3 separate regions of the Mus musculus genome follow, and all the other regions are linked to region 1. A link is a loop called in an ENCODE intact Hi-C map of the cell type or tissue named here. Cell type or tissue: heart. All regions are shown on one strand. Links, peaks and the distances in the headings refer to the core of each region. The heading gives the core; the rest is flanking DNA. Region 1 holds the start of Gm10499 (predicted gene 10499). Region 2 has its middle 25 kb from the start of H2-T-ps. Region 3 holds the start of H2-T3 (histocompatibility 2, T region locus 3).

Region 1 (10,158 bases), core at 1,259-9,258:
AGTATATGTGAATTGGATCACACGCTTATTCTTTTGAGTTTCCTCCTGCTTCAGCAAAGATAATTAAACTGTGTGCTGTAGATGGTGTTTTAAAATGTTGAATAATCAAACTTTAATTTGTATATTAATAGTCAATATATATCTCAGAGCTTACAATTGCTTAAAATTGTTCATCCCTATAAATTCTCAAATTTGCAATTGCTTATGCATGTACAACTCATAAGAAAAAATGCTGTTCTTTTAAGAAGACTGTTTTTAGACATTTAATAAATTGTTCTGGATTGCCTGGACAAGACCCCTTAAGGCAATGCCATGCTAGATTTATATCTCAGGCAGATTACAGACTTTACATAAGAATAATGTTGTTCTTTATTTAATCAAAACAGTAATGGCTTAAGATAATATTTTGGCATTTTTAGAGAAGGTGCATATCAAATTGTGAAAGAGTTGTTCCTGGTGTCCTCAGTTCCTACCTGTTTCCACAAAATGGTGGGACCCATTAACTAATACGTGGAATGGCCCAGACCCCGTTTTAATATTGGGGAAGAGAGGGAGTGTTTCTGTTTTTCCACAGAATGCTGCAGAAGCATGCTACCTTCCAATGTGACAGGCTGACCTGTGTGTTCCTGAGTGCCCTGACAGTGGTGACAGGAAAGCTGTATTGAGCACACAGAGGAGGAGGAAATCGGAGAACAGCCACTTGCAAACAAGATGAAGAAACTTCCTATCTCCGCCATGGGCTATAGCAAGGAGAGCTGACCTGGTGTCAACTTGGGGAAAACTAAAAATGATGACTCCTGAGGCAGAGGGACTGCTACAGAGTATTGGACAAGATTTCATCAGAGACACTGTTTTTGGCCATTCAGGCCAACTCCCCTATAGCTGTAAAAACTTGTGTACCTTACCTGTATGCTATATTATTAGATAATTTTAAGAGTTAAGATCATCAATCTTGGCAAGTTTTTTCATATTCATTGTAATTCTTGTCAAATAACTAATTGTGTAGATCCTAATTTAGATAAGGAATCTGCTGTTATGATTTTGTTAAAGAGACCTGCTTATGTTTTGCTGCCTATTAGAGTTAGGAAATGATCCTTGGTTTAAAAATCTGGGAATGCAAACTTTGAAAAGGTATCTACCACAGCTTTAGATCAGCAGCTGCATACTGCTCATTTTGTTAATGATAAGCATAGGAATACTTCTGTAGCCTTGTCAGAGCTGCATATGATAGATAAAAAATTGGAGGCAACGGTTAATGTCTTAGAAGTAGTAGTCTTAACAATAGGGCAGGGCATAGCATATATTAAGGCTAGAAAGGCAGAAATTTCAGATATTAGCAAAAGTCGCTTGGACACTTGGAACATTGATGAATGGCCAGAAATTTAAAAAGTGCCCTAAGTGCATTGAATCCCCTAGATTGGGTTCAATATATAATCCTACTTGCTATTGTTATTGGCACTATTTTATTAGTAATCGTTGTGTTTCCACTCATCATTACTCACCTGAGATCTGTAGTTACGACGAGGCAGGACATTAAGGAAATTCGGCAAAAATATAAAAAAAAAGGGGGTGGGGGAGAATGCTACTCACACTCCAGTGAAGTTTGCTTGGCAGGCCAAGAGGCCTGGGAGCACTCATGAGGCAAAGAGTTTCATAGAAAATTACCTCCTGGAACTTTGGCATTCTCATAACCCGTATACTCACACCCTATCCCGGTGTTAGTCTAGTGTATGGCTCCACGTGCTCTCTTTTAGTATTATCTTACTATAACTGCCTTTTAAGATTGAATTCTGACATAGCTAAGCCTTTGCAGGGTTCCAATGTCCCAGAAAACCCTTGAAGCTGACAAACTGGGAATTCAGTAGGAATTCAGTGAGAAGGTTACCTATTCAGTAACATTCAAATTTACCTCTAGTAGAGACAGTGAAACTAATTAGGCATTACAAAGAACCATGCCATAATAGCTCAGGGCTAGACTGCAGAGTGTTTACTTGGGGCAGTAGCCAGTCTTACCCAGACAAGGGAATTCACCATGACCTAGCAAATAGGTGGGTTTACCATAAGAAAGTTAGGAAATACCACTGAGACAGGTTTCTTCACTAGGCCCAAAGAAATCAGGCAGGACTATGGAGCATAAATAAATTTTATGCCTCGATCCGGCTATTTTTATTATATAATCAGGGAGGAATTGTAGGCTCCCCAGCCTGAAGCAGGCTGATCCAGACTTTGACCTTGCTGCCACAAGAAGGAGATACCTAGGGTGGAGCCTTCTGACCTAGATGGCTCTTTTGTTCTGCCACCTGCCACTGCCCTCCTCCAAGACACTGCTACCTGCTGAGAGGCCCCTGAGATATTCCTGAGGAACATCCAATCCTGCAAGTCCTCTACAGGCTGGCTCCAGACACCAAGAATGGACTGGCGGGGGATGGGCCTTCTCTCCTTATAAGCGCACTTTGTTAGTAAACTAGACAGCTTGAACCAGGAATTGTCTTGACTTCATTATCTCTCTCGCTAAGTCTTTTTCAGCCCCAGCCTGCCTCCCAGGTGTACCCAGTTCAAGTAGGCCTCAGGCCTGTATACAACAACTCTCCTAGAGTTGCTACTAGGTCTCCACACTGATCACATTGTTACCAGGTTCTAAGGAGAGAAACATTCACACAACAGATTTCAATGTAACATTTTACTATTTCTTTATGTAAAGGAAGTTGTTTTACCAAGATTTCTCTCAGTAACCAACCTGTGACTTGTGAGCTGTGCTGAATAATTGGATAGAAAAAACTGTAGAGTTCATGTAACTTCCAAAGATATGAAATGTTAAGTACGTTACAACAATCTGAAAAGTGTGCTTTCAGATCTGTGAATCATATTTATAAAGGTCAAAAGGATGTTTTTAAAGTTTTAAGGTGTATAAAATGTAAAGGTTTAAGAAAGTGACTTACAGGGGGCTGGCAAGATAGGTCAGTGGTTAAGACCACCGACTGCTTTTCTGAATGTCCTGAGTTCAAATCCCAGCAACCACATGGTGGCTCACAACCATCCCTAATGAAAACTGATGCCCTCTTCTGGAGTGTCTGAAGACAGCTACAGTGTACTTAAATATAATAAATAAATAAATCTTTTTTTTAAAGTGATTTACAGTGTATATAAAAATGAAAAATGTTTTAGATTTCTTCCCTCTCTATGCTATTGTTATATTAAGATCTAAAGAGTTCAGAGTTTTAACATTAATCACTGGCATTCTTATGAGTTATTGATCTAGCTATGATAATCAGTGATCACAAGCTCAAGATTATGAATTTCCTATGGTTGTCTCTAAGTATAGACTTAAAAGGGCTTCTCATTGAGCTATCCAATCTGTGTATGCCCTATTCATGCTTTTACCTCAAACCCCTTTTTCAGGGTCCCCAAGCTTTTACTATGACTCAAAGGCAGGAATCTGCTGCCTTTTCTACAATGACAAGTTCAGTACACATTACACAGTGGTATGTTTACATGTCTAAAATTTATCTCATTTTGTAAACTTAAAAAATTCTTTTAAGGTTCAAAGAAACTACTTGAATCCACCTCTCATGATCAAAAGGACTCCAGATAAGAACTGTCAATCAACAGCGTGTTTCATCTCCTGCCTATTCAGCTTAGTCCTAAGGGTGGGGTTATCTTCTCCTTTTCTGTGGTCTTGGGATGCCCCACCCCCAACTAATAGGTCTAAAAGTTTAGAATGTTCAGCTAAGGAAAACAATTTATTCTAACCCCCTAAACATTATCCTCTGAACCTTATATATACAGATATGCTTCAGTAAAATGCTAGCTCCAGGTGTTTCCTCAAACTCTGCATGCCAGACAGCTTCAAAGCACCTGCCCCAAATGCCCCAAGAATGCATCTGCATGCCCCAGCTGCAGATGGCCCTGCAGAGCCTGGACAGTGAGGGAACAGCATGCTTTTTTTGAACCTAGACAGCATCCAGCTTTCTTGGGTCCCCAAAGATGTTCACACCCCGCCTTTTATATCTATCTGTCTGTCTGTTTATCTATAAACTACCTACCTAACTAACTACATACATACCTACCTACCTATCCTCAGTCTCCCCAAAATCTGATTACCCTGCTCTGAGGTAAGAAAAGGTCCCTCTTTTCCTCCCCATCTCCTCCCATGCCCTGACTTTATCAGTCCCTCCGGAGGTTATATCAATCTTGTCAAGCACAGGCAGGAAGAGACAGGTCCTCAGGACTGAGGGGCAGGAATGGAGTTGGAACCCACTGTGCTCCCATTCCTTGCATTCCAATTGTTTTTCCAGGGGGCCTCTGTCCACAGGGCAGGTCCCTGGCTCAGCTCAGGGGGAGGAACTCACACATCCTCCTCCCTCATCTCTCACTGAGTGACCCTGCACCAGGGTGCTGTGCTGTTTGCATTTGTTAACTCCACACAAACTGAGACATATATAAGAAGAGGATCCTGAATTGAGAAATTGCTTCCATCCAGGACGCTTTTGGGAAAGTCTATAAGGCATTTTTAAATTATTATGAATGATCAGTATGGAAAGGCTCAGCCCACTGGAGTTGGTCTTGGGTGGTGATCACGAATTGTATAAGACAGAAGACTGAGCAAGCCATAAACTACAAAGCTATTAGCACTGATCCTCATGGTCTCTGCTTCAGTTCCTACTTAGAATCCTCTCTCAAGGTCCTGCCATGAATCTCTTCAATGATAGACTGAGATGTGGAAGTGTAAACTGAAAGAAACCCTTTCTTCCTCAAGTTGCTTTTGGTCATGGGGTCTTATCACAGCAATGGAAACCCTCACTAAGACACAGGTGCACAAGGGCCTCACTCTGCTCCCTGCAGACACCACCCTCTCCTGCAGCTCAGCTCCTGCCCCTCCCTTGCCCTGGAGCAGCACCACTTTATAGCTCCTGGGGATCTGATGCCCTCTCTGGACCCGGAGGTAGCAGGAATTATCTGGCAGGTCTCATCTCCATTGGGTGGCAGGATCCTGGGGAAGGAACCAACAGCTCCTCCGCGGGCGCTGGTTATAAAGTCCAAGCAGCCCGAGGGCCTCAAATGCCCTGTATCCCAGATGGGACAATGGCGCAGCGAATGCTGCTCCTGCTGCTGGCGGCCGCCCTGACCCTGATCGAGACCCGCGCGGGTGAGTGCGGGGTCGGGAGGGAAACGGCCTCTGCGTGGAGGGGCGGGGACGGCACTGTGGAATCCGCGTCCCCCCGTCGCTCACAAGACCCTCCGCCCTTCTACACCCGCATCCGGAGCCCGGCGCCCTGCTCCCCTCCCGGCCCGCGCAGTGGGCCGGAGTCCCGTGAGGAGGTCCGGGTCTCACCGCGCGCCGCCCCCAGGCTCACACTCGATGCGGTATTTCGAGACCGCCTTGTCCCGCCCTGGCCTCCGGGAACCCCGATTCATCTCTGTCGGCTACGTGGACGACACGCAGTTCGTGCGCTTCGACGGCGACGCGGAGAATCCGAGGTATGAGCCGCGGGCTCCATGGATGGAGCACGAGGGGCGGGAGTATTGGGAGCGGGAGACACAGATCGCCAAGCGCAATGAGCAGAGTTTCCGAGGGAGCCTGAGGACCGCGCAGCGCTACTACAACCAGAGTGAAGGCGGTGAGTGACCCTGGGTGGGAGGTCACGAGCTCGAAATGTCCCTAGACAGGGGCCGGAGATCTCCAATCCCAAGTCTAGGTTCGGGAGCAGAACCGACCCAGGACCGGTTTCCCTTTCACTTTGGAGGAGTCCGCTGGTGGACTAGGCCAGGGCGAGCGGGGGCGGTGCGGGTGAGCGGCGCTGACCTTGGGATCCCGCAGGCCTTCACACGTTCCAGCTGTTGTTCGGCTGTGACGTGGGGTCGGACGGGCGCCTCCTCCGCGGATACCTACAGTTCGCTTATGATGGCCGAGATTACATCGCCCTGAACGAAGACTTGAACACGTGGACGGCGGCGGACCTGGCAGCGCTGATCACCCGACGCAAGTGGGAGCAGGCTGGTGCTGCAGAGCATTACAAGGCCTACCTAGAGGGCGAGTGCGTGGAGTCGCTCCGCAGATACCTGCAGCTCGGGAAGGAGACGCTGCTGCGCACAGGTGCAGGGGCCGCGGGCAGCTCCTCCCTCTGCCCTCGGGCTGGGGCTCAGTCCTGGGGAAGAAGAAACCCTCAGCTGGGGTGATGCCCCTGTCCCAGAAGGGAGAGTGTGTCCCTGGGTCTCTTGATCCCTTGTCACAGTGACTGCACTGACTCTTCCAGGGCTCAGCCTTCTCCCTGGACAGTGCCCAGGCTGTCTCAGGAGGGAAGGAGAGAATTTCCCTGAGGTGACAACAGCTGCTCCCTTCAGTTCCCCTATAGCCTCTGTCAGCCATGGCCTCTCCTAGTCTGGATTCTCTGCCCACACCCACTGTCTGTGGACATGGACTCCTGTCCTGCTGAGTGTGTCAGCCCTTACACCTCAGGACCTGAAGTCGCCTTTACCTGATGGGAGACATGGACTCCCCAACACTAGGCTGGTTGCCCCAGTTTCTAGAATTTTCAAAGAATACATTCTCCCAGATCCCTCCCTGTCTGTAACACAATTCTTTCTATTCCTACAGTGGTGAATGGTCACATGAGCCCTTATGGGCTACCCTGGAGGAATATAAATACTGGAATTTCTTTTTCTTTTTTCTCTTTTCTTTTTCTTCTTTCTTTTTTCTTTCTTTCTTTATTTTTTTTTTTTGAAGGCGTTATTTTGTTTCTAGTCAGTTTTTGTCTGCACTGGAGTGATCCTGTTTCTCCCTGCCCTCCTATTATCATTTGTATCAGTCTACATTGCTAACCTGGATAATTACACAAGATAAGTCAGGGTTCTCATTAAAAGATCGATTATTGTGAGATTACACTGTTTCCTGTCAGACCTAAACATGCAGAAGCCTCCTGCTGTCTCTCTGCCCCCACAAATTACAGTGCTCCCCCTAGTGAATCAGGAATTGGACTTTCTGAGTGACAGGGTCTTCTGAAATCCAGGGCTATAGTGAGCCCTCCCTGTGGGCCCAGTGTGTTCCAGTGAGTGCTGCACTGGGGTCCACAGCTCACTCCAGGGGTCCTGTGTAACATACCTGTACCTTGTCCCCCAGAGTCAGGGGCAGGGAGTCATTTTCTCTGGCTGCACACTTTGTGATGGCTGTTCACTTGAACTGACAGTTAATGTTGGTCTGCAAGATGACCACAGTGGAAGACTCAGTGGTGGCATCCTACCAAGAGCATATGGCCCTAATATCTGATCTTGAAATGAACTCAAACACATATTAAATTACTTTTTTGCCATTCCCTCTTCCATTCTTTGACTACCTCATTTATGCTATTGAACATCACATAAGGATGACCATGTTGATGGATTCTCTCTTGGCTTCTGAGTCCCAAAAGAAAATGTGCAGTTCTGTGCTGAGAGGACCAGCTCTGCCTGCAGGTCACCAGTGCCATGACAGTTGAAGTGTCAAACAGACATATTGTTCAGTGTCTTCATTGATTTGATTGAGTCTTGTGTAGATTTCAGTTTGTCTTGTTAATCGTGTGATTTCTTAAATCTTCCACACAGATCCCCCAAAAGCCCATGTGACCCATCACCCCAGATCTGAAGGTGATGTCACCCTGAGGTGCTGGGCCCTGGGCTTCTACCCTGCTGACATCACCCTGACCTGGCAGTTGAATGGGGAGGAGCTGACCCAGGACATAGAGCTTGTGGAGACCAGGCCTGCAGGGGATGGAACCTTCCAGAAGTGGGCAGCTGTGGTGGTGCCTCTTGGGAAGGAGCAGAATTACACATGCCATGTGGAACATGAGGGGCTGCCTGAGCACCTCACCCTGAGATGGGGTAAGGAGAGTGTGGGTGCAGAGCTGGGGTCAGGGAAAGCTGGAGCCTTCTGCAGACCCTGAGCTGGTCATGGCTCAGAGCTGGGATCATAACCTTCACCTTCATTTCCTGTACCTGTCCTTCCCAGAGCCTCCTCCATCCACGGACTCCAACATGGTAATCATGGCTGTTCTTTTTTTTTTTTTTTTTTTTTATTTATTATATGTAAGTACACTGTAGCTGTCTTCAGACACTCCAGAAGAGGAAGTCAGATCTCGTTACGGATGGTTGTGAGCCACCATGTGGTTGCTGGGATTTGAACTCTGGACCTTCGGAAGAGCAGTCGGGTGCTCTAACCCACTGAGCCATCTCACCAGCCCATGGCTGTTCTTGTTGTCCTTGGAGCTGTGATCATCATTGGAGCTATGGTATCTTTTGTGTTGAAGAGCAGGAGAACAATAGGTAGGAAAGGGCAGGGTCTGAGTTTTCTCTCTGTCCCCTTTAGACGTGTGGTCAGCTCATTAATGGGAAACAAATCCACACCCCACATTGCTACAGTCTCCACCTGGGTCCTCTGTCAGTTCTGGGAACTTGCTAGTGTCAAGATCTTCCTTGAACTCTCACAGCTTTTCTTCTCACAGGTGGAAAAGGAGGGGACTATGCTCCGGCTGGAGGTAGGTGTGGGAGAGAAGATTGTCTCTGGGACTCTTGGGGTGAAGGTAGAGCAAAGTTAGCCCATATTAGCTCCTCCAACCCTGTCAGTCTCCTGAATGTCTTCTTTCTTCTACTGCAGGAAGCAAAGGTGGCCAGGGCTCTGACTTGTTTCTGGGGGCCTTCAAAGGTAACAAATAGGATCATGGATTGGCCCTAAGGCAAACAGAAGAGGACTGGGTCCCAGGTCCTCTCAGATCTACACCTTTGAATGAGTGGTGGGACTAGGAGATGGTTTCATATTGAATGTCCTGACTTATTTTTTTACCCTGAGATAGCCTTCTTGTGGGAACAAGTCCAGACTTACAAACTACAAATGTCTAAAGCTATTTGCTTTTCCTCTATGCACAATGGGAAGACCTGGAAAGCCTAGGCTACCTTAGCACACAAGGACCCTGTCCCTAACTTGCCTGTTCTCCTTTCCACAGCTATCCTTCCTGGTCCTGCAGGCACTAGGGGACATCTGCATCCTGACAGCTCCATGCTGCCCTGAGCTGCAGCTCCTCACTTCCACACTGAGAATAAGAATCTGGAGAGATGGCTCAGCAGTTAAGAGAACTGACTGCTCTTTCAGAGGTCCTGAGTTCATTCCAAGCACTCACATGGTAGCTCACAACCATCTGTAATGGAATCCCATGTACCCTTATAGTATATGTCTGGAGCTAGGTGCAGTATATTTATATAATAAATAAATAAATCTTTTTAAAAAAATTAGAAAGGATCTGAATGTGAATTCAATTGCTCAAATCTATAAGCTGAGGGGTTGATTAGTGGGTAAATTAAGGGACTGACAATACTCAGAGTGCTGTGGAGGAAATAAATGGCAGCATGGAGAACCTTCCAGAATCTGTGTTTCCTGAACTGAGCGTCAGGTGGGACAGGAGGAGGTTGCGGTCATGCCCATCTAGAGTCCAGCTCATGACCACTTTGGTGTGGTCTGGTCACTCTCAGCTCTGTCCTCCTTAGATATTTTGTCCTTGTCACTTGCTGACAGGCTCTATGATCCAAGAAACAGAGGGATATCCTTAGCCTTGTCCTGAACCCGGGATTATAAGGAGCCAGGGAAGCTGGGACAGGTGACAACGTTGACTCAGCTGGCTGTGGCTTTTCACCCTTCTTCTATGTTTATTTCTGCATCATTTTAGTTTGTATGGAGGAGTAGGCCCTTTCTGGTTCCTTTGAGTGGTGCCTGTCTCATTCTCCTTTGGGGTGCCTGATTAATGGCAGTGTTTTTCCATCCTTGTCCCCCAAGACCCAAATAGGCCCCTACACTCAGTAGATTGCCTTAGGACATGAACTTCTCCCAAGGAGAACATGTCCTCCTTCCAGGGCCCTTGCCTTGAGATTCTACCTTCTCTCCCCCAATCTTCCAGAGTCTAACTCAAGTCTTTAGGATCACAGAAAGGACGAAGGAACAGGGCATCAACTTGAATGCAGTCCTGTGGAGACTGTGTTCTACCCTGCTCCACTTTGTAACATGTTATTAACCCTCACTCAGAAAACATGCATGGCAGAGTCACAAGTCTCTGAGCTCAAGTTTCTGGTCCTGAGGGCAAGCAACTGTCTGGGAGCAGCTTCACAGTGACTTTGGCTTGATATAAAAAATACTTTGTT
Region 2 (10,158 bases), core at 889-8,888, 59 kb after region 1:
GGGAGCAGAGGGAGTGGGGAGGGGATAGGGGATTTTTGGAGGGGAAACTAGTTAAGGGGATAATATTTGAAATGTAAATAAAGAAAGTATCTAATAAAAAATATATATATTTATAAAAAGAACTGATCCCCAAATGTCTTATGTCCAAACTTTCTCCACCCTGTACTTTCTCTATATTCCATTCCTAAAAGTATTTTATCTCTACAATTTCTGTTTTGCTCTCAAAAACTCTCTTTAAAACTATGGTGTAAACTAAGACCCAATTTATAAGTTCATTGGGTATATTTTAAAATTGATAAAGTATATAACAAAATTTGGCCTTAAACTTAAGGGTTATAACTAAAGGGTTATAATTAATATTCATAACAGGTACTCTTAATTTGCTGCAATGCAGTGTATTTGACTCAACTCTATGTGTAGTTATATGTAACTTGGATTCAAATTTTTCTATTGCCAAAAACCTAGGAAAGATATAAATGGCCAAAATGGGGAACCCTGAGAGTTAGGGTTTGGGCAGGTGTTGCTTCTCCCCTTCCAGGTGAATAAAAGCATCCAACAAAGGAATCTGGAGACCACTGGGCAAATGAAACAGCTGAAGAAAAAGATGGTTCATCAAGAGAAAATGTCCCAAGAAGAGGAGTCACCTGGCCAAGTGGTATCGCCCACCTCCATCTTGTCTCTTCTGCCCTCTACAGACAGAAGTGGCAAATGGTCTCTATATGATCTGAATTCAATTAAACATTAAAACTGGCTTTGGGGTTGGAACATAGGTCTCCTTTTCTAAACCCACACATGCTTGTTAAAGGAAATTCCAAAATCTCCATCTTGGGTCAGAAGAACCACTTTGTATAGGACAGAGAAAAACAGAAAATAAGGGACTATTCTATTGCCACCAATCTCATAATCCTTTGGTTTTCATTTACTCTATAACACTTTTCTTAGGGTATAAATATTACCTCAAATTCTATATGAATATTTTGGATACACAAACTCTCTGTTATCATACCAGTAGTCATACAGGGTAGGAATTGATTCTATAAATGACCTTCATCTTGCTTCCTGTGTGTGTTTACAGGTTTCAGTCTGAGCAAGTAACTAGAAACAAGGTTTGTGTACCTCTAATGTACTTAAGAGACTGTGGCTCTAAAAGCGTTCTGAGATGTGCTGACTATAGCATTAAAAATGAATAGGTTTTTTAGAATTCCTAAAAGTAATCTTTTAGGTTTCTAAGAAGAAGGATGACACAGCCCACTGACTGTAAATTCACCTGGATTGTGTTAACACTAACTACTGGGATAAACTGCCCCATGCCTCTTCTGCTGCCAGGTCCTGTGCAAACAGTGGCACCTTTGGGTTGACTGTTATGTTCTACATAGACAGGATTGATGCTAAAGTGGCAAACACCACCCAATGATCAGCTTCAGACTACAAACTCCTCAGGATATTCAAATTCCAGAGTTCATAGGAAACTGACATGGACATTGTATAGAACTCTGAACTCAAAAATACTGAGTCCTGAGACTGCAAATTCAACCATGCTGGACATTGTGGGAAGCTTGGCAGAAATAGCTTCATTATTGAAAACAGTTTTACTGTGTTACACTTAAAATCTTGATTTTTTTTTATCTAGACAAGAAGATGGGGATATTGAAATAATATGTGGATAATAGGAATCAGGAGTAAATTATTCAGTATGTTTTTATATACCACTTTGCATTTTGATACAAAATTTTTGGAGATTGTTACAAAATTATATTAGCTTACATTGGCTTGGATCTTTGTATATTGAAACAAAATTGAGGTTGTATTTGATTACTTTCCTGGCCCACACCCATCTGTAACAGGATCAGGTGCCTTCTTCTGGTGTGTCTGAAGACAGCTACAGTGTACTCATTAAATAAATAAATAAATAAATAAATAAATCTTTTCAAAAACTCATTTTGCTGGGCAGTGGTGGCACAAACCTTTAATCCCAGCACTTGGGAGGCAGAGGCAGGCATATTTCTGAGTTTGAGGTCATCCTGGTCTACAGAGTGAATTCCAGGACAGCCAGGACTATACAAAGAAACCCTGTCTGGGTGTTGGGGCAGATCTTTTTGAGAACACCAGAGAAACTTGTATCACCATTGTTGTATGACAAGTTACCTTTAAAAAAAAATTAAATCCTTACAAAAAGAAGATTTCTAAATACCCATCTAACTCACAGGATGCTGAAGAAACATTGTATCTAGAGTGGGTTGTAAAAGGATCTTTTATTGTCTTGTTGTAATTGTTGTCTGGGAGACTTACTGCCTCAATGGGCTAAACTAGGCCTAGTCCTGGAAGCCACTGGCCTCTGTGTAATCCAATCTAGGCCTAGAATGGTTTCAGTCTCTGAGACTAACTCACTATTGCTGGCTCTTTCTGAACTCTACCTGGCTGGATCATGTTCATTGGTAAAACTGAGTGACTGGGATTAAGTTTTTAAAAACAACAGACCATGAAAACAGATGTTTTAAGACAGCAACCATGTGGCTCTCCTTCATCTTGGTTGATGATATAATCGATATGGATGTTGCCATATGACTGGCAGCCATCCTTACTAAGCTTAAAGAGTACATGCCATGTGAGTTCACCAACATCATCACTTCACCACATGTCACCAAATAATAACCGTAAAAATTTTTGTCCTCATGAGATTTCTATATAACATTCTATCTCTTTATAGACTAGAGAAGTACCCACAACTCTCAAGTATTTCTGATTGGCATATATTTTTGTATGAAGATAAAAATGTAAGGTTACATTTGTTACAACATACTGCATATGTGATTCAACTTTGGTTTAGAATATAGTGTATGTGATAATAAAAATGTAATTTTCTAAGGATCTACTTGAATTACCAAACACTGATATAAGATGTATGTCTATCCTGCTATGTCTTTGCTAACTGCTCAGCACCCAGGTGCTATAAAATGTAGATAAGCACAACACATGTTTGATGAATAAGGATTGCATTTTATTCTAACATTTTATGTTATGAGCATTGTATGCATTCATGTCTTTGTGATTGTGTCAGATCCCTGGAACTATAGTTACAGACCATTGTGAGCTGCAGTGTGGTTGTTGGGAATTGAACCTGGATCCTCTGGAAGAACAGGCAGTGCTCTTCACTTCTGAGCCACCTCTCCAGCCAGTTATATTTGAATAAGGAATACTGATTAATACGTTTTATATTTCTAAGATCTACTCAACTTGACAACAATAATTGTCGAGCTTTTTGTCCTTGCTCATCTTGTCAAGGTTTATCTATTTTGAGAAGCTGAGTCATACAAAAACTATTATTCTATAATGGTAAACTATAAAAGATACCAGTCTCTTATGGACTACAGTTCAAGGCATTTGTGTTTAATTTAGAGGATAAAGGATCTTCAACTCAAATCACTAAGGCTCAAACTTAACAGAGACAAAGTTATAAAATCTTGGGGCTGGAGAGTTGTCTCAGTGGTTAAGCACACTGACTGCTCTTCCAGAGGTCCTGAGTTCAATTCCCAGAAACCACATGGTGGCTCACAACCATCAGTAATAGAACTGGATGCCCTCTTCTGGTGTGTCTGGACAGCTACAGTGTACTCATATAAATAAATAAATCTTTTTTAAAAATCTCAATCTTATGTAAGTTACTGACTCACTGTACACTGTGGAGGACAATTAACACATTCAAGTTAAGATCAGGAACAAGGTTTAATTAGCCTCCGGTGTGGTTCCTAAGTTAAGCCTAAAACAAGTTACTAGAAACAGGGAAAGTTTGTTCAGTGTAGCTATCCTTAGTAGCTAACAGTCCTCAAAACTTTTCAGAGATCTGCTGAATATGGCATTTTAAATGATGGAAATAGCTTACTAAGACAGACAAAGACCCCCAGCTACTAGAAGTGACCCCCAGGTCTTCACAGATGATGATGGGGTAGAGAAGAACTCCACTTGGAGCTTGCTTTAAAGGTGACAAAGCCAGACCGCCTGGGTGAAAATCTGCCTTTCATCTAGTCTGTCACCAGGACCCTGGACAAACTGTGGACAACTGGGGAGTTGATTGTCTTGCTTTGGATCTTCTGGACTGGGCAGAAAAGACAGAGTGATGCTTCCCTGGGTCCTCTGTTCCCAATAAAATCAGTATACCACAGTGGTTGTCTAGGTAACAGATAAGTCTGTCATTTTTAATAGATTTGGAAGTTGCTTGGTCTGTACTTCCTGCTTTCTCAGGAGAAATTCATCCTTCCCAGATCTCTGATGGTGTGGACTAGGGAGAGCTTTGTCAGTTTCTCAGCAAGCAACAGCACAGGCTTCAGGTGCTTCTCAGTTCTCTTCATATGTAAAACTCATGGACACTCTCCTAGAGTTGCTACTGGGTCTCCACACTGATCACAGTGTTACCAGGTTCTAAGGAGAGAAAAATTCACAAACAGATTTCAATGTAACGTTTTACTATTTCTTTATGTAAAGGAAGTTGTTTTACCAGGATGTTTGCTCTCAGTAACCAATCTCTGACATGTGAGTTGTGGTGAATAATTGGATAGAAAAAACTGTAGAGTTTATGTAACTTCCAAAGATATGAAATGTTAAGTACGTTACAACATTCTTAAAAGTGTGCTTTCAGATCTGTGAATCATATTTATAAAGGTCAAAAGGGTGTTTTTAAAGTTTTAAGGTGTATAAATTGTAAAGATATAAGAAAGTGATTTACAATGTATGTAAAAATGAAAAATGTTTCAGATTTCTTCCCTCTCTATGCTATTGTTATATTAAGATCTAAAGAGTTCAGAGTTTTAACATTAATCACTGACGTTCTGATGAGTTATTGATCTAGTTATGATAATCAGTGATTGCTATTGTCACAGTCACAAGCTCAAGATTATGAATCTCCTATGGTTGTCTCTAAGTATAGACTTAAAAGGGCTTCTCATTGAGCTAAAAACATCTGTCCAATCTGTATATGCCCTATTCATGCTTTTACCTCAAACCCCTCTTTCAGGGTCTCCAAGCTTTTACTATGACTCAAAGGCACAAGTCTGCTGCCTTTTCTACAATGAGAAGTTCAGTACAGAATCCACAGTGGTATGTTTACATGTCTAAAATTTATCTCATTTTATAAACTTAAAAAATTCTTTTAAGGTTCAAAGAAACTACTTGAATCCACCTCTCATGATCAAAAGGACTGCAGAGAAGAACTGTCAATCAACAGCCTGTTTCATCTGCTGCCTATTCAGCTTAGTCCTAAGGGTGGGGTTATCCTCTCCTTTTCTGTGGTCTTGGGATGCCCCACCCCCACCTAATAGGCCTAAAAGTTTAAAATGTTCAGCTAAGGAAAAAAATTTATTCTAACCTCCTTAACTTTACCTTCTGATCCTTATATATACAGATATGCTTCAGTAAAATGCTAGCTCCAGGTGTTTCCTCAAACTCTGCATGCCAGACGGCTTCAAAGCACCTGCCCTATGATGCCCCAAGAATGACTGCATCTGAGGGCTGGTGAGATGGCTCAGCTGGTAAGAACACTGATTGCTCTTCCAAAGGTCCTGAGTTCAAATCCCAGCAACCACATGGTGGCTCAAAACCATCCATAAAGAGATCTGACTCCCTCTTCTGGAGTGTCTGAAGACAGCTACAGTGTACTTACATATAATAAATAAACAAACAAACAAACAAATCTTTAAAAAAAAAAAGAATGCATCTGCATTCCCCAGCTGCAGATGGCCCTGCAGAGCCTGGACAGTGAGGGAACAGCATGCTTTTTTTTGAACCTAGACAGCATCCAGCTTTCTTGGGTCCCCAACGATGTTGACACCACCACCACCCTAGACAACAGAAAGCCGTCTAAAGAGCACAGTAACCCCATTTATGCCTCACCAGTCACCTCTTTCTATTTTCTCACCTTATATAATAAATAAGAGGAAGGGATGTCTGTCAGCCAACAACCACCCACATTCCAGAACCAGCCTGCTTTCAGCCTCTCAGTGCCAGAAGCCACACCATCACCAGCCACCAAATGTGACACATTTTCACTATGGCCACAAGTTGCACACTGTTATCCAGCCCAGGTCTCCGCAGCCCCCTATTTTTTTCTCTTCCAGCCTGACTACCCACCCCCAAAATCTCTCACATGCACTCTGCTGTGGTGTGTGATCTTTGAAAATCTCATGGTTCTCTGATCCATGCAAGAACTGTAACAAGCCCACAGGGTCAGCCCTGAATGTTTCCCCAGCTGGGCAGGTGTCTGTTGGAGCAGGACCTGAGCTGCATGAAGTCTGAGCAAGAAGGGAAATTGTCAATGTCCAAAGAGTGGAAGAGCACTTCTTCTCATTTCTTTTTAATTTTATGTCTGTCTTTCTGTCTGTATATCTATAAACTACCTTCCTACCTAACTACATACCTACCTACCTCTCCTCAGTCTCTCCAAAATCAGATTACCCTGTTCTGAGGTAATAAACTGTCCCTATTTCTCTCCTCATCTCCTCCCTTGCCCTGACTTTATCAGTCTCTCCCATGGTTATATCAACAGCATCAACCAACAGGCAAGGAAGAGACAGGTCCTCAGGACTGAGGGGCAGGAATGGAGTTGGAACCCACTGGGCTCCCATTCCTTGCATTCCAACTGTTTTTCCATGGGGTTCCATCCACAGGGCAGGTCCCTGGCTCAGCTCAGGGGGAGGAACTCACACATCCTCCTCCCTCAGCTCTCACTGAGTGACCCTGCACCAGGAGGCTGTGCTGTTTGCATTTTGTCAACTCCACACCAGCTGAGACATATATAAGAAGAGGATCCTGAATTGAGAAATTGCTTCCATCCAGGATGCTTTTGAGAAAGTCTATAAGACATTTTTTAATTATTGTTAATGATCATTATGGAAAGGCTCAGCCCACTGGAGGTTGTCTTGGCTGGTGATCACGGATTGTATAAGAAAGCAGGCTGAGCAAGCCATGAGCTGCAATGCTATTATCACTGGTCCTCATGGTCTCTGCTTCAGTTCCTTGAGAATCCTCTCTCAAGGTCCTGCCCTGAATCTCTTCAATGGTAGACTGTGATGTGGAAGTGTAAACTGAAAGAAACTCTTTCTTTTTCAAGTTGCTTTTGGTCATGGGGTTTTATCACAGCAATGGAAACCCTCACTAAGACACAGGTGCACAAGGGCTTCACTCTGCTCCCTGCAGACACCACCCTCTCCTGCAGTTCAGCTCCTGCCCCTCCCTTGCCCTGGAGCAGCACCACTTTATAGCTCCTGGGGATCTGATGCCCTCTCTGACCTCCTGAGGTAGCAGGAATTATCTGGCAGGTCTCATCTCCATTGGGTGGCAGGATCCTGGGGAAGGAACCAACCAGCTCCTCATTGGCGGGTGCAAGTTATAAAGTCCATGCAGCCCTAGGGCCTCAGATGCCCTGTATTCCAAATGGGGCAATGGCGCAGCGAACGCTGTTCCTGCTGCTGGCGGCCGCCCTGACTATGATCGAGACTCGCGCGGGTGAGTGGTCGGGAGGGAAACGACCTCTGCGGGGAAGGGCGGGGACGGCACCGTGGAAACCGCGTCCCTGAGTCGCCCACCTCCGCCCCTTCTACACCCGCATCCCGAGCCCCTCACCCTGCTCCCCTTCCTGGCCTGCGCACCCGCCCGAGGTCCCGGGAGGAGGTCGGGGTCTCATCGCGCGCCGCCCCCAGGCCCACACTCGATGCGATATTTCGAGACCGCAGTGTTCCGGCCCGGCCTCGGGGAGCCCCGGTTCATCTCTGTCGGCTACGTGGACAACACGCAGTTCGTGAGCTTCGACAGCGATGCGGAGAATCCGAGATCTGAGCCGCGGGCGCCGTGGATGGAACAGGAGGGACCGGAGTATTGGGAGCGGGAAACACAGATCGCCAAGGACAATGAGCAGAGTTTCGGATGGAGCCTGAGGAACCTGATCCACTACTACAACCAGAGCAAGGGCGGTGAGTGACCCCGGGTCGAAGGTCACGACCTCGCCACGTCCCGAGACAGGGGCCGGAGATGTCTCAGGTCCCAAGTCCTAGGTTCTGAAGCAGAACCTACCCAGGACTGGTTACCCTTTCACTTTTGAGAAGTCCGCGGGTGGGCGGGGCCGGGGCGGTGGGCGGGGCTGACCGTGGGATCCTGCAGGCTTTCACACATTCCAGCGGTTGTCTGGCTGTGACATGGGGTTGGACGGGCGCCTCCTCCGCGGGTACCTGCAGTTCGCTTATGATGGCCGCGATTACATCACCCTGAACGAAGACCTGAAAACGTGGATGGCGGCGGATCTGGTAGCGCTGATCACCCGACGCAAGTGGGAGCAGGCTGGTGCTGCAGAGCTATACAAGTTCTACCTGGAGGCCGAGTGCGTGGAGTGGCTCCGCAGATACCTGCAGCTCGGGAAGGAGACGCTGCTGCGCACAGGTGCAGGGGCCGCGGGCAGCTCCTCCCTCTGCCCTCGGGCTGGGGCTCAGTCCTGGGGAAGAAGAAACCCTCAGCTGGGGTGATGCCCCTGTCTCAGAGGGGAGAGAGTGTCCCTGGGTCTCCTGATTCCTCATCACAGTGACTGCACTGAGTCTGCCAAGGCTCAGCCTTCTCCCTGGACAGTGCCCAGGCTGTCTCAGGAGGGAAGGAGAGAATTTCTCTGAGGTAACAACAGCTGCTCCCTTCAGTTCCCCTGTAGCCTCTGTCAGCCATGGCCTCTCCCAGGCTGAGTTCTCTGCCCACACCCACTGTGTGTGGACACTGACTCCTGTCCTGCTGAGTGTGTCAACCCTTACACCTCAGGACCGGAAGTCGCCTTACCTGATTGGAAACATGGACTCCCCTACACTAGGCTGGTTGCCCCAGTTTCTAGAATTTTCAAAGAATACATTCTCCCAGATCTCTCGCTGTCTGTAACCCAATTCTTTCTATTCCTACAGTGCTGAATGGTCACATGGGCCCTTATGGGCTACCCTGGAGGAATATAAATTGTGGAATTCCTTTTTCTTTCTTCTCTCTTTTCTTTTTCTTCTTTCTTTTTTCTTTAATTTTTTTTTTGAAGACCTTATTTTGCTTCTAGTCAGTTTTTGTCTGCACTGGAGTGATCCTGTTTCTCCCTGCCCTCCTATTATCATTTGTATCAGACTCCACAGGTGCCAGGGGAGGCTGCTAACCTGGATAATTACACAAGATAAGTCAGGGTTCTCATTAAAAGAGCGGTTCTTGTGAGTTTACACTGTGTCCTGTCAGACCTAAACATGCAGAAGCCCCCTGCTCTCCCTCTGTCCCACAAGTTACAGTGCCCCCCCCCCCCCCAGTGAATCAGGACTTGGACTCTGAGAGACAGGGTCTTCTGCAATCCAGGGCTGAGTGAGAGGGAAGACCACACACCCTGTGAGCCCACTGTGTTCCAGTGAGTGCTGCACTAGGGTCCACAGCTCACTCCAGGGATCCTGTGTGACACACCTGTACTTTGTCCCCCAGAGGCAGGGACTGGGAGTCATTTTCTCTGGCTACACACTTTGTGATGGCTGTTCACTTGGACTGACAGTTAATGTTGGTCTGCAAGATGACCACAGTGGTAGTCTCAGTGGTGGCATCCTTCCAGTAGCATATGGCCCTAATTTCTGATTTTGATATGAACTTAAACACATATTAAATTACTTTTTTACCATTCCCTCTTCCATTCTTTGACTACCTCACTTATGCTATTGAACATCACATAAGGATGACCATGTTGACCCACTGGCTCATGTGAATTCCATCTTGGCTTCTGAGTCTCAAAAGAAAATGTGTATTTCTGTGGTGAGGGGACCAGCTCTACTTGCAGGTCACTAGTGCAGTGACAGTTGTAGTGTCAAACAGACACATAGTTCGGTGTCATCATTGATTTAACTGAGTCTTGTGTAGATTTCAGTGTGTCTTGTTAATTGTGTGATTTTTTTTAAAGATTTATTTATTTATTATATGTAAGTACATTGTAGCTGTCTTCAGACACTCCAGAAGAGGGAGTCAGATCTCGTTACGGATGGTTGTGAGCCACCATGTCGTTGCTGAGATTTGAACTCTGGACCTTCGGAAGAGCAGTCGGGTGCTCTTACCCACTGAATCATCTCACCAGCCCAATTGTGTGATTTCTTAAATCTTCCACACAGATCCCCCAAAGGCACATGTGAC
Region 3 (10,158 bases), core at 2,159-10,158, 48 kb before region 1:
TTGCCTCTGTCTCTTGGAATTGAAAGCATGTTTTTATTCCTGAAGGATCTAACAGACTTAGAAGGTCTTTGGATATGATCTCCTGCCAGAGCAGCCATGTTCTGAATTGAATTTTCTCTACAATGGGCTTTCACAGGTTTCAGACTCTGCTACCTCCAACCTCTTGGGTGTTCAGGGCCTGCTCACTCCCTTCCCCTGATGGAGGAAACTGGAGTGATGGACTGTGATCTGGGACTGGATAATTAGCATTTTACACATAGTTATTCTATATCTCTCCCTTCTTCCTATTCTACTTTGTCTTCTCTCTCTCTCTCTCTCTCTCTCTCCCTCTCCCTCTCCCTCTCCCTCTCCCTCTCCCTCTCCCTCTCCCTCTCCCTCTCCCTCTCCCTCTCCCTCTCCCTCTCCCTTTCCCTTTCCTTCTCTCCCTCTCTCCCTCTAAAGGTTGGCTTTAAGGAAGTAAGCTGCTATGTCTAGCTAGAGCAGTCTCAAGAGAGACATCTAGGTAAATAGGGACAGAGGACTGCTGGGGACAGAGAGCAATAACCTGAGGCCTTTCCAGCTGCCACATGAGGAAACCTTATCTCATGTGACCCCAGCTCTAGTGAAGCCTTGAAAAAACACAGCAAGAAGAAAACAGGACCTGAGAGAGCTCCTGAGCCAGGGTCACCAGGGACTCTTGATGTCACACACTGGGAAGTATCAGTGCTGTGCTGTCTCCAGATGCTGAGCTTGGCTGCTTTGCTTCAGTGCAGCAGATAACTGAGAAGAGCAGTTCTCCAACAATCTTCCTGGGGAGTTCCAAGTACTCGGAAAGCCACAGCTTTCATAGAAGAGAATTGTCCTATCTCCAATCTTCCCTAAGATACTCTAAGGCAACATTCTTATATTCTTATCATGGTATTTCAATTTTAAGTGTTAGGGCAAATTTTAGTCCCCAGGTGAGGTCAGGGGTGGGGAAGCCCAGGGTTGGGGATTCCCCATCTCCCCAGTTTCACTTCTGATCCTACCCTGTGTCAGGTCCTTCTGCCCAGATGCTGATATAGTGCTGGCAGGTCTTGCCCCAAAATGGTAGTGTGATCATGGGGAACCAACCAACCTTGCTGTGGTCACAGGTTATACACTCCATGCAGCCCGCCAGACTCAGATGCGCCCCGGCTCCCACAAGGGGGCGATGGCGCCCTGCATGCTGCTCCTGCTCCTGGCTGCCATCCTGGCTCAGACCCAGACCATGTGGGTGAGTGCTGGGTTGACAGGGAAATGGCCTCTGTGGGGAGGGTCCAAGGCAGCACCAGGGAAGCAGAGTCCCTGCTTCACCCTCCAGACCTTCTGCCCCCTCTCCACCTGTGTCCTGAGCCCCTCACCCTCCTCCCCTCTCAGCATGCTCACCCACCAAGGGTCCTAGGAGGAGTTCTGAGTGTCACCTTGCATCCCCCAGGCTCACACTCCCTGAGGTATTTCCACACTGAGATGGCCAGGCCAGGCCTCAGGGATCCCTGGTATATAGAGTAGTCAGCTATAAGAAAATCTGCTACATGGACGGCTAGGACATGGATACTCTGAGATATGAGCTGCGTGCATGGTGAAGGGAACAGGTGGGCCCGGATTGTTGAGAGATAGATATGCAAAGAGGGCTGAGGACAGCCAGGGAACCTTCAGGCTCTGTTTGGCTACTACATACAAAGTGAAGAGGCTAAGTTTCTGCGAGTCAGAAGCCAAGTCCCCAAGGGTTCTAAGGTTCTGCAGAAACGGAAACCATGAGGGGTCTCCCATTTATTTTAAGGAAGGACACGGGAGGGTGGGGCTGCTGATTGAGGTTGAACTTTGAGGACCTAGCCAAGCTCTCACAACATCCAAGCTAAGTCTGGCTGTGATGTGGATTGGAACAGGCACCTCCTTTGCAGGTATGAGCAGTTTGCCTAGGATTGCCACAATTACATCACACTGAACAACGATCTGAAAACAAGGACAGCGATGGACACAACACTCATCCTGGATGGCAGTACTCATCATCCAGAGAAAGTTGGTGGAGGCTGGTGAGGCAGAAAGATACAGGACCTACCTGAAGAGCCAGTGCATGGAATCACTCCTCAGACACTTGGAGCATAGGAAGGAGGAACTGAGGGGCACAGGTCTCAAGGGCAGCTTCTCACTCTGCCCTCAGCCTCTGGCTCAGTCCCAAGGAAAAAGAAGCCCTCAGTGTCTGAAAGTGAACAGCTCCAGGCCAAGCTGGGGCCCAGTTGTTTGTGGGCTTTTTCATGTGCAGGACTAAGCCTGGTCCTATTCAGAGACTGCTGGTATATTTCTTCTTTGGGGTCCCAGTGTGTGAAAGCCTGGAGCTCGGGATCCAGGGACACTGTCTAAGGTGGGTGGGAAAGGAGGCTCTGCCTGCTGCTGTGGGAGGAAAGTTGTAAGAAAAGCCACTGCACACCCCAGGATTAATCCCAGGATTGGGAGACAGAGGAAAATGATTCTCTAATGTCTAGCCCAGTATGGGCATAGTGAATTCAAGGGCAACCAGAGCTACATCGAAAGATTCTGTTTCAAGGAAACAAACAAAAAGCAAAAAACAACAAACAAAACAAAAACAAAAACTCCCAAACAACAACAACAATAGAAAACAAAACGCAAAAAAAACAAAACAAAAAAAAAAAAAAAAAAAAACCACGGAACTGCAATAATTTGCAGAGGTCTCCACAGCTCCACTTCTCTGAGGCTTCTGAAGTGACCTGAGTAGTACACATTGACATGTCAGGAGGGGACTGTCAGGGTGAGGGTGGCTGAGAAGGGGCTACAGTTAGGACGGAGGGGTAATTAATGGGCAGCTGCAAGGTAGGTGTACTGGCTAGTTTTGTGTCAACCTGACACAGCTGGAGTTATCACAGAGAAAGGAGCTTCAGTTGAGGAAATGCCTCCATGAGATCCAGCTGTAAGGCATTTTCCCAATTAGTGATCAAGGGGGAAAGGCCCCTGTGGGTGGGACCATCTCTGGGCTGGTAGTCTTGGTTCTTAAGAGAGCAGGATGAGTAAGCCAGTAAAGAGCATCCCTCCATGGCCTCTGCATCAGCTCCTGCTTCCTGACCTGCTTGAGTTCCAGTCCTGACTTCCTTGGTGATGAACAGCAGTATGGAAGTGTAAGCCCAATAAACCCCTTCCTCCCCAGCTTGCTTCCTGGTCATGATGTTTGTGCAGGAATAGAGACCCTGACTAAGACAGTAGGGCAACGAGGAAACCAAAACAGGCTGTAGCTTTCAGAAAGCTGGAAGCCAAGACTCTAAATGTCTTCACTGCAGAAATCACACCTGGGAGGAGATGTATAGGATTCCCATTCAGACCTTATACCGTGTACACAAGTGTTGGAGATATCACAGGGCAGCCCACAGATATGTATACAGGTGTGGAAGTATCACAGGGCAGCCCACAGATATGTATACAGGTGTGGAGATATCACAGGAAAGCCCACAGATATGTATACAGGTGTGGAGATATCACAGGAAAGCCCACAGATATGTATACAGGTGTGGAGATATCACAGGTTAGCCCACAGATAATTATACAGGTTGGAGATATCACAGGGTAGCCCACAGATATGTATACAGGTGTGGAGATATCACAGGAAAGCCCACAGATATGTATACAGGTTGGAACTATCACAGGATCACTTTCAAATATGAATACAGATGTGCAAATATCACAGGAAAGCCCATAAATATGGACAACTCTCTTTCATGCAACAGCTAAAAAAAGAACTTGAAAGCCTGGTATGTCTGTGCACATCTTTGATCCAGGGACTCAGGATACAGAGGCAGAACTGTGAGTTCAAGGCCAGCCTGGTCAACAAAGTAAGTCCAGGATAATCAGTGATGGCTACACCTAGAAAAACTGGCTCTAAACAAAACAAAACAAAAGATGTGTTCAGAGCAGAGAGCCTCATCAAAGAGCTTACTCTCTTCCAACAGAGCACACCAAATCCAGAGCCTCTTTGTCACTCCAGTCAGCCCATGCAAAGACACCAGCTCCTGATGTATTCACTGCAGGAAGAGAATGGTCAACCAGAGGGTGATCAGAGACCCAGGAGGTGACAGGTAGTGGTGACTCATGCCTTTAGTCGTAGCACTTGGAAGGCAGAGGTAAGCAGAACTCTCTGAGTTTGAGGCCAGCCTGGTCTACAAAGTGAGATCCAGGACAGCCAGGACACAAAGAAACCCTGTCTTGACACCCTTGGCTCCTGACCTTGGCTTCTTGCGGTCTGCTTACACCCTTGTCCTCCAGCACAGGCCTCTGGGCTTGGCTCTGGTGTTGGTTGGTTGTATTCTTACTTTGCCTACTCTTCCACCAGGGGATTGTTCTGCACGCACAGGCATGTGGGGCTTTCCTGGGCACACTCTGCTGAGCTTGCTTCCCTGGCCTGCTCCTGCCTCTCTAAAATGTTCTCTAACTGCGGTTCTGGGACTAGAAACCTAAGTGCGTGTGCATGCTTCTGCGCCACGGAGGGCTTTTGAGTAAGAGAGCAGGAGTCACTTTGTAGGGATGTAGTGCAGTTGCGACTTGGGTTCCTGGACATTTTCTGGTCCCTTGCTCCAGCCTAACAGGAGCCGAGGGTTTGGTGCAAGGTTTTCTAAAAGTTTGCAAACTGAGTATGGGGGACCTTGGAGAGAAAGCAACATTTACCATGCTCCTCAGAGATGCTAAGAAGAGTGGAGGTGCAGCCCTGGTGTGGTCTCCATAGGGACTGAAAAATGCAGAAGGACAGTGGCCCATTGGTGCCTTTACTTTATTTTGGTTTCAGCTCTGCAGCCCTGGTTGCTACCGGTGGGATTATTGGCTATGCGAAAGCAGGTAGTGTGCCATCCCTGGCTGCTGGACTCTCTTCTTTGGGGGCCTAGCAGGCCTGGGTGCCTACCAGCTGTCTCAGGATCCCAGGAATGTGTGGGTTTTCCTAGCTACATCTGGGACCTTGGCCGGCATTATGGGGATGAGAGTCTACAACTCTGGGAAATTTATGCCTGCAGGGTTAATCGCAGAAACCAGTTTGCTGATGGTTGCCAAAGCTGGAATTAGTCTGTTGAGTTCACCTCATCCATAACAGCCCTAACCCCATGTGGGCTCGTGAAGACTTGAAGCTCTCCAGACCTCCACATTGCAATGTTGAAGAGATAAGTGCAGCATATTTACATAGTCGGACATTTTTCAAAGACCCATCCTGAGCACACAGAGGCAAACATGTGCTGTTGCTGTGGTGGCCATTCAGAGCTGGCAAGCATCCGACCTCAGCTAAGGATGCCTTCAGTCAGCTTCATTCTGGAGTTATGATGCCTTGCCTTTCTGTACTCATAGATAAAGGGGTAAAATGTTGACTGTCAACACGGGGGCAGAGCTTTCTGTCCTGCCCAGAAGTGTGTGAAATCTCTTGGAGACATTGGTGATGTGGGATCTTTTGCACAGGTCTGCTATGAAATTATGTTACAGTGACATTATCAGTGAAAATAAAGTTTTATATTAAGAAAAGAAAAGAAAGGAAAAGAAAAGAAAAGAAGAGAAAAGAAAAGAAAAACCCTGTCTTAAATATTTAGACAAGACAGACACACAGACAGACAAGAAACCGGCAGGTGTCGGAGGCTCAGTGCAGAGAGGGGACCATCTTGGGTCCAGTGCCTTCCTTCCTACAAGTTCTCAAATTCACTGAGGCTCTTGGTGACTCACAGAGGCTGCACTTGCCTCCTAGGGTTGCGACACACTGAGCAAAGCATGGGGAGGCAGCTGGCATGGCATGTCCCGGCACTAGACACTTAGACCTGCAGGCCCCAGATTCGGATCCCTAGAGGAAGACTCTGTTTTAGTGATCCACCATGAAGCCATGGAGGAAAGATAAACTGGGTGCATGTGCTCTGGAGAGAATGAGATCCGCAAGCAAACAGAAGCACCAGCAGGTGGCGCTGTGAGCTCTGAGTTTGTGAACTCACTAGGAGGTGAGCTTGGTGCAGCCCTGGCAGGCCAACCAGCCACCCTGAAATGGAGATATTTGATGCAGTCAGAGCAGCCCACAGAGCTCTGAGGTTGAATTGGACAGAGACAAGCTTTGTCTCAAATGCTCTGGAGTTCTGTGCCTTCTCAGTGCAGCGATAACCCACCATAAAGGCAGCAGAGAGTAATCAGATAGAGCCATCAAAGTCACTGGCATCCTGCTCTTCCTCTCTCTTGAGGACTTATAACTCAGTCTCCCAGGGTGTTTGGGCAGATACCACCTGCATCTGATGCCTCAACTGCCACCTTACATACCAGATGCAGGAGCTGTCAAGGCAGTTACTCAAGGCCCTGAGAACCACACCTGCTGATGGGCTTCAGGTTGCCCTACATCTTCTGAACCAGCACCTCCTGGCCAGAGAGGACCAAGACCACTTAGCACTGCCAGCTACAAGAAGGACTTCAAAACAGCCACAAGTACAGTCTAGAGGACCTGAGGGTCTCCTACTGCCTGGTTTGCATAACCAGAGGACACTTCTCCCAGTTCCTTGGATTCAGTTTGCTGTAGACCTCGGTTACCTCGGTCTGTTCATCTGGTCAGAACCTGTACTAGCTCACCCTTGCTGGCTCTCAAGCCCTGGGTCCCTGCAATTTCACCAAGTGAAAAGAGATATGCCCAAGCCTCCCTGCCAGCACTGCAGACACATTTTGCTCCTACACAGATTCAAGAAAGCCTCCAGCCTGCAAATGTCCATGAACAGTCCACCTTGTGCTTTTGAGGTCTGCAGGATGCCTCGGTCTCACCAGGGTACCCAGCTGCAGGAGCTGGCTCTGCATACCCAGGAGCCCAGGAGTTTCTGATACCTGTAGCTGTCCCAGAAGAGGAAAAGAACTCAGAAGCTGACATCAAAGTTGAAAGCAGAGAGGACTTGCCCTCCTCTTCATCCTGGCTGTCCTCTGGGTGCCTCTGCTCATCTGACTCCCAGCTCTCGATGACCCCAGTTTCCAGGGTGAAGCCACAGCTTACTCTGGAGGCTGTGGACCATACTGCTGCCCTGAGCTACCTGGAGGCCTGGGAGTGAATGGTGCCCTGTTAGTGTGACTACAGTGACTTCCTGCTTGGCAGGTCTGCTGATTGTACAAATAAGGGCTGGTGTGGGAGCACGGTTATAGCCATTTCCCACCTTTGCAGACAGTCAGGGAAAGAAGCAGACAGTGCCTGAGACCTTAGTCACCTGAGCCCTGACCTTCATGTGGGTCAACACTGCTGCTTCCTGCACTTGTCAGGAATGCCACCCCACATTGCCTGGGTGTGCATCCCAACTCCCCAGGAGATGTCTCAATGCTCTCCTTAGCATTTCAAAGCAGTACTCTGAGGTCTGAGGTCTTGAGTGTGCATAGAAATCTGTGCAGTGAGTCAGAAACCAGAATCTAAAGGAGGGAGTTGACTCCAGATGTGGATATGGGTTCTGAGGGAGAATCCCAGACAGGCTGGCCTCAGACATCTATGCATTGATGGGAAGCACAGGGATGCCTGGAGAGGGTCAGAGAGTTTTCTGAGTGCATTGGAGGCAATAGACAAATCCATCCAGGAAAAGGAGAATCAAACTGAGCAGCAGCTGAAGCCATTATCTGACCTAGGATGGAGAGCCCAGAGGGGGAAAGAAAAAGCCATGTTCACAGACTCAAAGACAAAAGGAAGCAGGAAGGCTAGAAAAGGAGAGCAACTGGCTATGTTGATAGCGTGTGTGTGTGTGTGTGTGTGTGTGTGTGTGTGTGTGTGTGTGCTTGTGTTTTGATATGTGTGAGTGTGTGTTTGTTATTGTATGAGTGTGTGAGTTTGTATATGAGTGTGTATGTGAGTGAGTGTATGAATGTGTGTGTGAGTTTGTGTGTGTGAGAGAGTTTGTGTTTGTGATTGTGTGAGTGTGTGTGAATGTACGTCAGTTGGTGTTTGTGATTATGTGTGTGAAAGTATGTGAGTACGGGTTAGTGATCATGTAAGTTTGTGTGTGAGTGTGTTTGTGAGTGAGTGTGTGTGTGAGTGTGTGTGTTGTGTGTGTGAATGTTCTTGAGTGAGTTGTGAATGTGTTTGTGAATGTGTGTATGTGAGTGTGTGTATGTAAATGTGTATAAATGTGTGTGAGTGTGTGTGTATTTGTGAATATGTGTGTGTGTGAATGTGTGTCTGTGCCTGTGCTTGTATGAATGTCCATGCACTTATATAAGAAGAAGAAGACTGTTAGAGTTCTGGATGAATGGCCTTTAGTGTTAAAAGACCTCAGAAGAAATATTGGAGTATTTGGCTATTCTGGGGAACTTAGAGATCAGGACAATGATGAAAACATCTTCCCATTTCTCAGAAGACAATGCAGGCATGGGATGCACACAGTAACAAGGCCCCTGAGAGGTTGAAGAGAAGTTATGCTAACAAGGGAGGATGATGCAGCATGAAGGAAATATGAAGAAGCTGACAGTCTGGTGCTGCTGAGCAAGACTGTCATTTCCCCAGTGCAGGTGGAACCTGACGGGAGACTTTTAGGACCCTCTGTAGAACTAGCACAAGGCAGTTTGGACCTGTATTTTGTTGTTGTTGTTGTTTGTTTGTTTGTTTATGTATTTAGAACACAGATTCCTGAGCAGTCTGGCTTGGCAGTGTGAGCTAACCCTAAACCACTACAGGTGAACACAGACTCCTAGTCTCTGCTTGTGGGAAAAAGTGTGGTGCTTGCTGGTCAAAGCCTCCTGCTTTTTTTTTTTTTTAAACATATTTTTTCAATTAGATATTTTCTTCCTTTACATTTCAAATGCTATCCCAAAAGTCCCCTCTACCCTCCCCTCGCCCTGCTCCCCTACCCACTCACTCCCACTTCTTGGCCCTGGCTTTCCCCTGTACTGGGGCATATAAATTTTGCTAGACCAAGGGGCCTCTCTTCCCAATGATGGCTGACTAGGCCATCTTCTGCTACATATGCAGCTAGAGACATGAGTTCTGGGGGTACTGATTAGTTCATATTGTTCCACCTATAGGGTTGCAGACCCCTTCAGCTCTTGGGTACTTTCTCTAGCTCCTACATTGGGGGGCCTGTATTCCATCCTATAAATGACTGTGAGCATCCACTTCTGTATTTGCCAGGCACAGGCAAAGCCTCCTGCTTTAAAGAAAACATCTCTCCACTGCATTCCAGACCACCTGACACCCATCACAGTGGGGCCAGGTATGGAGGTAGGAGGGAGAAAAACAACTGCTCTAACCCTGAAGGTTTCCACTCTGATTACCACCTGACATTCTGGGCAGGGCTCAGATAGAGGATGCTATCTATACACAGGGTTCAGTGCAGAAGAAGGAGTCAGGACAAAGTTCCAAGTCCCGGAAGTGGCTGTCAGGGTCTGAGGCCTGAAGGCGGGGGATTAGGTTGGGCTGTACAGAACTATAGTTTCACTTTTTGCTCTCTGTACCATTGTCAGATTGTTTTCAAAGGCCTTGCACTCCTGTTGAGAGCAGGTACTTAGAAGATGCAATAAAACTCTCTGAGATTGCAAGTTACAAAGTCCAGGACTTTATACAACTTCAGATTTCCCTAACATGAGGATGGGGACCATGGTGCCTGGCACCCTCCTGATCCTCCTGGCTGCCTCACAAGGCCAGACCCAGACCTGCCCAGGTGAGTGCTGGATGAGGAGGGAAACAGCCTTTTAGGGGAGGGGCGGAGGTCCACCCTCCACCAGACCCTCCACCACTTCTCCACTCAAGGCCCTAGACCTGAGTCCTTCTACTTCCCTGACCTGCGCACCTGGCCGGGTTCTGGGAGAAGGTCACAGTCTCACCACATGCTGCCCCCAGGCTCACACTCGCTGAGGTACTTCTACACCGCCTTGTCCCGACCTGCAATCAGCGAACCGTGGTACATAGCTGTGGGCTACCTGGATGACACTCAGTTCGTGCGCTTCAACAGCTCAGGGGAGACTGCGACATATAAGCTAAGTGCGCCATGGGTGGAGCAAGAGGGGCCCGAGTATTGGGCGAGAGAGACAGAGATCGTCACAAGCAATGCACAGTTTTTCCGCGAGAATCTGCAGACTATGCTGGACTACTACAACCTGAGTCAAAATGGTGAGGAACCCCCCAAATCTAAGAGTCTGTCCCCACTCCTCTCCCTCTTATGCAAGCCACCTAATCATGGGGTGCAAAAGGGA

The links. Peaks named below come from ENCODE experiments on the same cell type or tissue, not always from the same donor. Only the 100,000 strongest peaks of a DNase experiment are listed, where the experiment ranks them.
Region 2: a loop joins it to region 1, with 9 times the contacts of the local background. A loop is called at or near these places in 4 of 42 quality-filtered maps.
Region 3: a loop joins it to region 1, with 2.2 times the contacts of the local background. A loop is called at or near these places in 3 of 42 quality-filtered maps.

The regions. Positions count from the first base shown.
Region 1 is chr17:36,140,848-36,151,005 of GRCm38, reverse strand. Gm10499 (predicted gene 10499) reads left to right here and starts at 5,057. Exons shown (of 8, transcript NM_001370818.1): 1 at 5,057-5,146; 2 at 5,349-5,618; 3 at 5,819-6,094; 4 at 7,579-7,854; 5 at 7,982-8,010; 6 at 8,475-8,507; 7 at 8,627-8,674; 8 at 8,973-9,258. The coding sequence starts at 5,083. The coding sequence ends at 9,170. It overlaps 2410017I17Rik (RIKEN cDNA 2410017I17 gene), which reads right to left and starts at 5,988. Exons shown (of 4, transcript NR_033517.1): 1 at 5,804-5,988. It also overlaps a transcript of Gm8909 not described here. In heart, for the core only: no CTCF peak of the experiment used is centred there; a DNase peak (open chromatin) is centred at 5,615; H3K4me3 peaks cover 1,065 bases; H3K27me3 peaks cover 4,376 bases.
Region 2 is chr17:36,081,496-36,091,653 of GRCm38, reverse strand. It overlaps the pseudogene H2-Bl. Among named protein-coding and RNA genes, the nearest start is that of H2-T-ps, 25 kb to the left of the region's middle. In heart, for the core only: no CTCF peak of the experiment used is centred there; DNase peaks (open chromatin) are centred at 8,093 and 8,253; H3K4me3 peaks cover 1,360 bases; H3K27ac peaks cover 572 bases; H3K27me3 peaks cover 2,740 bases.
Region 3 is chr17:36,189,518-36,199,675 of GRCm38, reverse strand. It overlaps H2-T3 (histocompatibility 2, T region locus 3), which reads left to right and starts at 9,525. Exons shown (of 6, transcript NM_008208.4): 1 at 9,525-9,626; 2 at 9,806-10,075. The coding sequence starts at 9,548. It also overlaps the pseudogene Gm4246. In heart, for the core only: a CTCF peak has its summit at 5,922 (motif pointing right); no DNase peak of the experiment used is centred there; H3K27me3 peaks cover 5,598 bases.